2 separate regions of the Homo sapiens genome follow, and region 2 is linked to region 1. A link is a contact called in ENCODE Hi-C or POLR2A ChIA-PET data. All regions are on one chromosome and are shown on one strand. Each heading gives the region's core, a stretch centred on a gene start or an enhancer-like site at or near the end of the contact. The rest is flanking DNA. Distances are from core to core; before and after follow the strand shown. Region 1 overlaps ABCA13 (ATP binding cassette subfamily A member 13). Region 2 overlaps ABCA13 (ATP binding cassette subfamily A member 13).

Region 1 (4,319 bases), core at 477-2,976:
TCTTCTTATTATTATTTGCAATAGTAGTGAGGTTTACAGCTTTTCCTTGGAGTCTTACTGAGAATCAGCAAAGTGTTATCTTTCACATGAAGGTAGCTGCATCTGACCTTTCACTAGTGCTACTCATGCAGATTTTGCTCAGTAGGATTCCATGCAAACTAATTAACCACGTGCGGAGATATTGCATGCCTCTCCTGAAGGCTTGCTTGCTCATGGCTTCTTCTTTCTGGTGCCTTCCCCCATCTTTCCCTGTGGTTAGGGGCTCCTCAGGAACATCTAGAGACAGTCAATCCCTTTTTGCTTGTTTAGAGGAATCAGAATGGTGAGGTTGTGTAGAGAAATCAGAAGTGAGGCAGGGTGCTCAGTGTGGGCTGAGATCTGTATATGCAGGTATAGGACTTCACTACCCAGGGCATTGGGTGGGAGGTACCAGCTGGATGGACAGTGACGCTGGCCCAGCAGGAGTCACTTGGAGAGGGGCCAGGGCCAGGGACCAATATCTCTATGGATACGTGCAGAGGAAGGGGTGATGGAAGCACCTGCACAGATGATGCTAAGGGAGAGAGTGGCAATGCACAGTGCCTAGCTTTGTGCATGGCCCACAGAGAACGTTCAGGAAACCTTGGCTAACCACATGAATAATAGAAGACTTACTGCATGCTTCCAGAGTCTGTGCCTGGCACTTTACAGCCATCATCTACTGAACTTTAAATACTGTGATCATCATCTCTGTTTTATTAATACAACGAGGCAGCCAACACTCTGCGTGGTGCAGTCCTATGCCTGCAGACAGAGCCGGCCCACATCTTGCCAAGAGTGGAACTCCAGCAGTTAGGACTGTGCTGCTGCAGGGCGATGTCTCCTTGACTTGTATGCTTCTCGTGAATTGCCCAATGTTTATTTTAGAGATTCTCTTTCCATCACTCCATAAATCCCTGCCAGCGATCCAGGTGCAGCTCAAGGCCCTCGATGTCTCCACCCCACCTCATTTCCCTTTGTGTCTGCTTGCACTTCTGCTTTCTCACCTTATTTTTGCTACTTTAGTCATAGTATTTGGCTTTGAATAAACTGAGGTTGGACTTCTGCCTCCACTACTAACCAAGAAATGACTTCAAGCAAGTTATTTGATTAACTACCTTAGTGACATCATATATCATAGCCCATGGAAAGCATACATTTAATGGGGATTTTTATGTATGAGATCCCATCTACTGTAAGTAAACTGAGCATTGCAATTTTATTGTCTGATTCACCTCTGAATTCCTAAGATGCTGGTACAGTGAGTCACAAACTTAAGTTGAATTGGATACACTGTGTTGCTATCTGTCCCCTCCCTGCCTACCACTGCCTATGCATTTGACCAGCCTCCACTAGCCCGTGAGGGTCTGGGAGTTCACAGTCAAGTTTCATTCATCTTTGCATCCTATGGGTAGCCTGTTTTGCTGAGACCTAGGTAGTCTTAGAGTTATGCCAATTAAATGGATGGCTAAATGAAATATATGGGGTGTGTTTGGCATATGTTGTCACAACCGGATTAGGCAATTGAGGCAGAAGAAAAGAAATGCGATGTGTATAGAAACATAAAATAATACATGGCGTTTTTTTTTCTCCGAAAGGTGTTTTTGATGCTTTTGCAAGATTCCAACAAGAAATCTCACATTGCCCTGGGGACTGAGTCAGAGCTGCAGAACCACAGGCCTACAGGACATCTGTCTGGCTACTGTAAGTACAGAATGGCTTCCTGCATTTCTGCTGGAGGAACAATGACACCAGCCTTATTCAACATCCCTTGTTTTAAAAGTTGTATAGCAAGGTTCTGAAGTTAGTGAGGAGATGTGAGTGTATAGTGAGGGGGCAAGTAAATACAGGTCAGAGGCAAAAAAAACGTTGAGTTTTATCCTGGCTTGAAAAAAAAAAACTGTGTGTTTATGGGACACATTTATCTTTTCTTCAGGACTTGACTTAGTATATAAAAAATTTCTCAATGTATACAGTTAGAATAATGACCATCATTCATCTTATTTTACCTTCATCACAAACAAACTGATCTGGCCTACCTGCGTGGTGTGCCTCTTATGTGCAGGCACCCTCCTGGTAATGGATTTGCATGGTTTAACAAAGCCCCGGATGTGGGCTTTGCCTTCATGCGACCTCTGTCCCTTTGGGACCAAATCATGGCTTCAGCTTTTGTATGCAGCCTCCTTTATAGGCTTTAATGATTGAACAGAATCCAGATTTGGTATCTAGGTGTGTGACTGAAGCTCCAGTTCAGTCCAATTCCTGGCATATTTATTAGCAGCAACTCAGCAAGGATCCCTGAGCTGAGCTCTAGGGATGTGGAGGGTAATAAATCTAAGAGCTTTCCTTCAGAGATTTCAGTCTACTAGGCACATGAACCCATGAATAAGTAACTAGAATTAAATATGTTATAACCTTTTATGATGTTTCCCAAATTGCATCCTTACCAGCAACTGTAGGAATTGCTATTGCTGTACTTCCTCTTCAGCTCTTAGTAGTATCAGATTTGAAAAACATATAATTTAGCTATTAAAATAGATGTGTAGTAGTTTCTCATTGTGGTTTTAATTTGCATTCTCCTAATGATTATGTTAGGCATATATTTTTATTTCCCACAGCTTTATTGAGATATAATTCACATAACACACAATTCACTCATATAAATGGGACCATTCAGTGGCTTTTAGCTTCTTCAGAGTTCTGCATTCATCACCACAATCAACCTTATACCATTTTCATTACTCTGAAAACTGGTGTCACTTAGCAATCACTCCTCAAAATCCCCATCTCTTCAGCCATAGGCAACCCCTAATGTACTTTCAATCTCTAATAGATGTGCCTATTTTGGACATTTTATATACATGGAATCATAGTATGTGTGGCCCTCTGTGACTAGCTTCTTTCACTCAGCACAATGTTTTTGAGGTTCATCCATGTTACAGCGTGCCAGTACTCAACTTATTTTGATTACCAAATATTTCATTGTATAAATATACCACATTTTTGTTTGTCCATTCACCAGTTGATGGGCATTTGGGGTTGTTTCCAGTTTTTTACTATTGCAAATATACTATTATGAACATTTATATACACAATTTTTGTGGATATGTTTTCTCTTACATGTATACCTAGGAGTGAAATTGCTGAATCATATGTTTCAATCATTTGAGAAACTGCTAGACTGTCATCTAAAGTGATCACACCTTACATTCCCACCAGTAGTATATGAAGTTTCTAATTTCTCCACATTCTCCCAACCCTTGTTATTATCTGCTGTTTTGATTACAGACACTTTAGTGGATGTGACACACACCTTAGTGTGTATCTCATTGTGGGTTTTATTTACATTTCACTGGTGGCTAATGATGTTGAATATCTTTTCATAGGCTTCATGGCCACTTGTATATTTTCTTTGGAGAAGTCATATTCAGATTTTTTGTCCATTATTAAAATTGGGCAGATTTTATTTCTAGAGCTGGAAGAATTTCTAATTATGGAATTGTGTGAGTTAAGTGGAATGGTAACTAGGTTTTCATAAATGCCGTTTATGAAGTTGAAGAAGTTTCTATCTGTTCTTAATTGTGGAGTGTTTTTAATCATGAAAGGTGTTGGATGTTGCCAAATGCTTTCTCTGCATCTATTGAGATGATCATTTGTTTTTTGTTTATTTATTTATTTATATGGTATATTTTTGGTTTTTGGTAGTTAAAACAACATTGCATTCCTGGGACAAATTCTACCCGGTCATGTCATATATTGCTGGATTTTATTGTGCTAGTATTTTGTGGAGCATTTTTGTATCTTTATAGCAGGTATTGGTCTGCAATTTTCTTTTCTTGCAGTGTCTTTGGCGCTGTTATCATGGTTATCTTCACCTCATAGAATGAGTTGAGAGGTGATCCCTTCTCTTCTATTTTGTGGACATGTTTGTGAATAATTGGTATTAGCTCTTCTTTCAATGTTTTGTGGAATTCACCAGTGAAGGCTTCTGGGTCTGGGCTTTTCTTTGTGGGTAGGTTTTTTAATTATGATTAATTCAAATATTTAATTGATGTAGGGCTATTAGATTATCTATATTTTTCTCAAATCAGTTTCAGTGTTTTATGTCTTTCTAGGAATCTGTCCATTTCATTTCAGTCGTTATGCTATTTTATGTTATTGGCATACAATTGTTCATAGTAATCAGTTATAATTCCTTTTGTTTTTTAAAAGTCTGTAGTGATGTTTGTCAGGCGTGGTGGCTCACGCCTGTAATCCCAGCACTTTGGGAAGCTGAGCTGGGTGGATCATGAGGTCAGGAG
Region 2 (4,319 bases), core at 1,065-3,564, 210 kb after region 1:
TAATGTTCCTTTCTTTTGAGATTGCGTGTGTGTGATGTCTTTGGTTTTGGTATTGTGGTAACACTGGCCTCAAAGAGTGAGGTGGAAAGTGTTCCTCCACTTCTATTTTTTAAACACGTTTGTGAAAAATTGGTATTATTTCTTAAAACATTTGGTTTACCAGTAAAACCATCAAGGATGGCTTGTTTTTGTAAGGTCAGCAGTAATGCTTTCTCTTTCATTTCTGATACTAGTAATTTGAATCATCTCTCTTTTTTTCTTGGTCAATTATGCTAAATATTTATCACATTTGTTGATTTTTTTTCATAGCCATATTCCATATGGCATTCCAAACTTCCACAATCAACTTTAGTTTCATTTTTCTCTATTGTTTTTATATTCTTGATTTTATCAATGTCCACTCCAACTTTATTATTTCCTGTCTTCTTGCTTTAGGTTTAGTTTGCTTTTCTTTTTCCAGTTTCTTAAGGTATACAGTTGAGTATTATTTTGTAATTTTTCTTACATGTTAATGGAAGTATTATTACTATAAATGTTTCTCCAAGCACTGCTTTAGCTACGTCTCATAAGCTTTGGAATGTTGTCCCTTCATTTTCATTCATCTCAAAGTATTTTATAAAGTAACTTGGGATTGCTTCTGCCTCGTTGTTTTACCCACACGCAGCTGGTAAGATTCACTCATTGCTGTATTGTTTTCAACAATATCATGGGCATAAATTGTTCTACATATAAATCTCATAAAATTTAGGCTGTGTTAAAGGACTCCTTCCTGAGATCAGTGTTTGAGATTTGTTTTAATCACAAATTTGCCACTGGGAGGGCTCCTTCCAGTGGTCTCCCTGGTTCTCTCTGGTAAATTAGACAGCCTGTAGTTTAGCCTGTATCTCCGATGAATCTATCAATCTCCCAATTGCCTTTCACCACAGGTTCCAGTTATTAAGAACACCCTTATGGTTGAACTTCTCCACATTTTGTTGCCAAAAAAAAAAAAAAAAAACCTAAAAACTAAAACAACAAAACAGTCCCTTTGGGGATAGATTAGCAGTTATCTGTTTATGGCTTGCTTCTTTAGAGGCAAGGAAACATATATGAGCCACATTTCTGGAGCTAGAAATGGGAGCAACATCATGTTTCTTTCTGAATGACCCTCCCACTTTAGGAGCTGAACACTCATGGGAGAGGGAGGACAGTGACCTCAGATTCTCTCAGCTTGCTTCTCCCATGTGGAAACCCCACACCATGATATGAGGCAAGAACAAGGGGGACCCCAATATTCTCGGCAATGCTGTTCTTAATTTAAAGCCTCTGTCTAATGAGCCTTTGTCTAATGAGGTAGAGCTGGGTAAAAAAAGGGCACCATCACCTCTCATCTGTACTCACTGGCAGCTTAACCTCATGAACATGTAGCTGGGGCCAGAATGAGAGGGGAAGACAGCTCACTTACAGAGAGCTAAGGTGGGAGAGAGCCCTGTGTTCTTGGATGCAGCAGGCTGGAGTGGAGTTTCCATTTCCCTGAGCTGGGAGGTAGCAGAAGAGTAGATCTTGTTTTAAATGCCACAGACTATTACTGTTCTTACTCAGTTTTAGTAGACTTTCTTGAATAACTATATTTTTTATCTTGCTGTATACAGAAAAATAGCATTTTGGAGACTTTACTGTTTTTTAAAAAATAGTTTTCAGCAGTCTTACTGGGAAATGAGTCTGCAGAACTCCTCATACTGTCCTGATGGAAGCCTTGGCTAAATGCTTTCAAAGACATCTATTTATATCTATTTCATGCTGGTATTGTACCTGCACCTAAAGTGACTGTGCCCGTAAAATAGGGAGTCTAGTTCTATTGTTTTTGAGTCCAATTTTAACATCCATATTGACTTTTTACAGCCCCTGCTTTCTTCTCATTATTGTAAATATTTATAGTATTAATTTTATTGTGTACAGAGGCATATTTGAATGATTAAAAGGCAAGCACCAGCCTTTTGAGAAGACTTTATCAATCACTCTAGCACAACTGTTCACAAAGCAAGGAGTCAGCCGCCTCCCATATAGGCATCCCCCAACCATAACGTGGAGAAGCAGATCCCAGTTAGTACTTTCTATGTTATAGCTCCTCTAGTTTGTAATTAGTGTTTGAAAGGATCCAGAGTAACATGGAAAAGATTCACTGTCTTGATTCACTTTCATAACTCAGCTGTCACTTGGGTCTTTCCTGCCCATGGGAGATTTAGGAAAATGTGCCTGATTTCATGCCAGGGAGTCCAGGACCCTTGTCTCAAGGGTTCTATGAACTCCTGGTGAGTCAGAGGCCTGTGTGCCCTGCCCTGTTTTTGAGCCTGTGCAGTCCTGCCTGGGCATGTGCTCCAGTGCCTGGGGAGCCAGCCACATTATCACCCCCGCCACCATACACCCAAATGTATCAATAATTCCATGAATTTAGTAATTTTCCAACATTTTTGAATGTGGGCCTGAAGAGAGAAGTAATTGTGAATCCCTGGGCTGTCCGTCCACCTGGCCCCTCCCTGCATCCTCAGCTGTTTCCCCTCTTGTGCCCCTGGCTGCCAGGGTGCTGTCATTACTCAGGCATCCAGTTGGAAAGTTCCAGGCACATTTCGGCCCAGAGTCACTTACCCAGAGCCTGGCTTATCAAAGCCTTTTCTTAACAATGGGAGGGAGGTTGAATCTTAAAGCAATTCTTCTCTGTTAAGGCAATTATGCATTTTTTCTTATTATTACATTATTTATTTAAGGGCTGTATTACATGGGATCTGACTGGAGACGATAGAGGTTATTTGCAAAGCCTTTGAAAATGAACTCAGAAGAAGTTTAATCCACTCTCCCAAGGGAACCATGTCCCTACAAAAACTTAAAACTGCAGCAAAACAGAATAGAGAGGGTTTGCTTGTGTGCCTGCAGCAGAGCACCCCCTTCCTTATGTAAACACTTACAAAGCTGCCATCTTTGCACAGATGGTGGCTGAGTGGGGTGCTGGCTTTGAAGGCTCCCTGTTTTAATACTGGTGTTTTCCTCCTCAGGTCTCACGCACGAAGTACTGTAAGCTTCTCTATGGGCAGCACTCATCAAGCCAGAAAGTAGCTTGCCATGGCTTCTTCTATGGGGTGTTTTCTTTATTATGTTCATAAAGCAAAAAAAAAAAAAAAAAAAAAAAAACAGAGAGAGAAAGAAAAGAAAATCAGAAGACAATGACTACTTTAGCTCTCTTGGCCTCTCAAGGTGACTGGTGTGAGAATAGCTTGGTGGCTAAGGACAGAAAAAAAAATCTTTTGTTTATCTAGACTCTAGGGTATTTCTGAAATGAAGGGAAATGTTCAGAGACCATTAAAAATGCAAGAGGCCACATAAGGGGCTGAGTCATATAGCTGTCACCTCACCACCTTGGAAACAAAACGCTCTATCATGTTTGTTTAGCTGGTGACAATGATATAATGCTGGAGATGAGGCTATGTATTTTTTTTTATCCCACTGACTTGGCTATTGTTCCTTACTTTAAAATGATCCCCTTTGGTTACTCTAAAGAACAAAGGAAAAAAACAATAGATATGCATTTTGCTGTTTAGTTAAGAAGGAAATATTGTTTTCATTACACCAAAGTCTGACAAGGAATTTAATTCACTCATTACTCCATTAAATATGAACTGGGCATCTGCAGGGGTGTTAGAGTCAGTGGCAGAAGGGTTTATGTGTCCTGTATTCTTGGAGCTCTACTGTAACAACTGATGGCATTGAAGGATGCACCATACACCTGCATGTACACAGGAAGGGCTTTCACAGCCAGAATAGGGCCTTGCACAAGTGAGCACTGAATTAGTACTGAATGGATGGAGGAAAGGAGATCTGGTTGTGGGTAGCATGAAGGATACTCTTAGATGCGAAGTCAGAGAGGAAGGCACTCGTTACATCATGGAGAGCCTCATGGACAAGCTGAAGAGTTTGATATTGAGTCAGAGTCTTTCAGACATGAAGCTGACATGGCCTCCGGAGTTCTGAGACAGTTCTGTTGGCCTTTCCTGGAGGTGACGTTGACCCAACCACTTTAATTTGGATCTATGAATGGTGGAGTCATTTAAGAAAGTGACACATCCAGCCACAGAGAGCAGTGTTTATGGAGTGATGTGTATTAACATGAATCAAGCTTCTTTTTTATTGTGAAGCTGTCATGTCCCTATACGATCTCGTCTTTAAACTCAGAAGTGTATTGAGGCTGTTTTCAAAGAGGTTTTCTTCTCCAGGAGGAATGTGAGTGCCAGCTGCCAAACACTGTTTTGTTGTTGTTGTTATTTGTCAAAGGCTCTCTTTATGTTAAT

Evidence for each region. A loop is a pair of places that touch in the nucleus more often than their neighbours do. ChIA-PET counts read pairs that join two places held with the same protein, here RNA polymerase II (POLR2A). Pooled maps may share reads with other maps.
Region 2: a map of mammary epithelial cell shows a loop between it and region 1 (4-fold over the local background). The contact joins two enhancer-like sites. A Hi-C loop is called at or near these places in 2 of 168 maps with a recorded cell type or tissue (PC-3 and mammary epithelial cell) and 2 of 50 pooled maps. POLR2A ChIA-PET finds 5 or more read pairs at or near these places in 1 of 52 experiments (activated T-cell).

What each region holds. Positions count from the first base shown.
Region 1 is chr7:48,426,150-48,430,468 of GRCh38, forward strand. It overlaps ABCA13 (ATP binding cassette subfamily A member 13), which reads left to right. Exons shown (of 62, transcript NM_152701.5): 42 at 1,617-1,722. Among named protein-coding and RNA genes, the nearest start is that of ABCA13, 260 kb to the left of the region's middle. Within about 2 kb of position 1,727, at least 3 of the 41 ENCODE cell types and tissues checked have a DNase peak (open chromatin) inside an H3K27ac peak, as active enhancers do; they include mammary epithelial cell, where a contact is called at or near this core.
Region 2 is chr7:48,634,242-48,638,560 of GRCh38, forward strand. All of the region lies in intron 59 of ABCA13 (ATP binding cassette subfamily A member 13), which reads left to right. Among named protein-coding and RNA genes, the nearest start is that of LINC02838, 72 kb to the right of the region's middle. Within about 2 kb of position 2,315, at least 3 of the 41 ENCODE cell types and tissues checked have a DNase peak (open chromatin) inside an H3K27ac peak, as active enhancers do; they include mammary epithelial cell, where a contact is called at or near this core.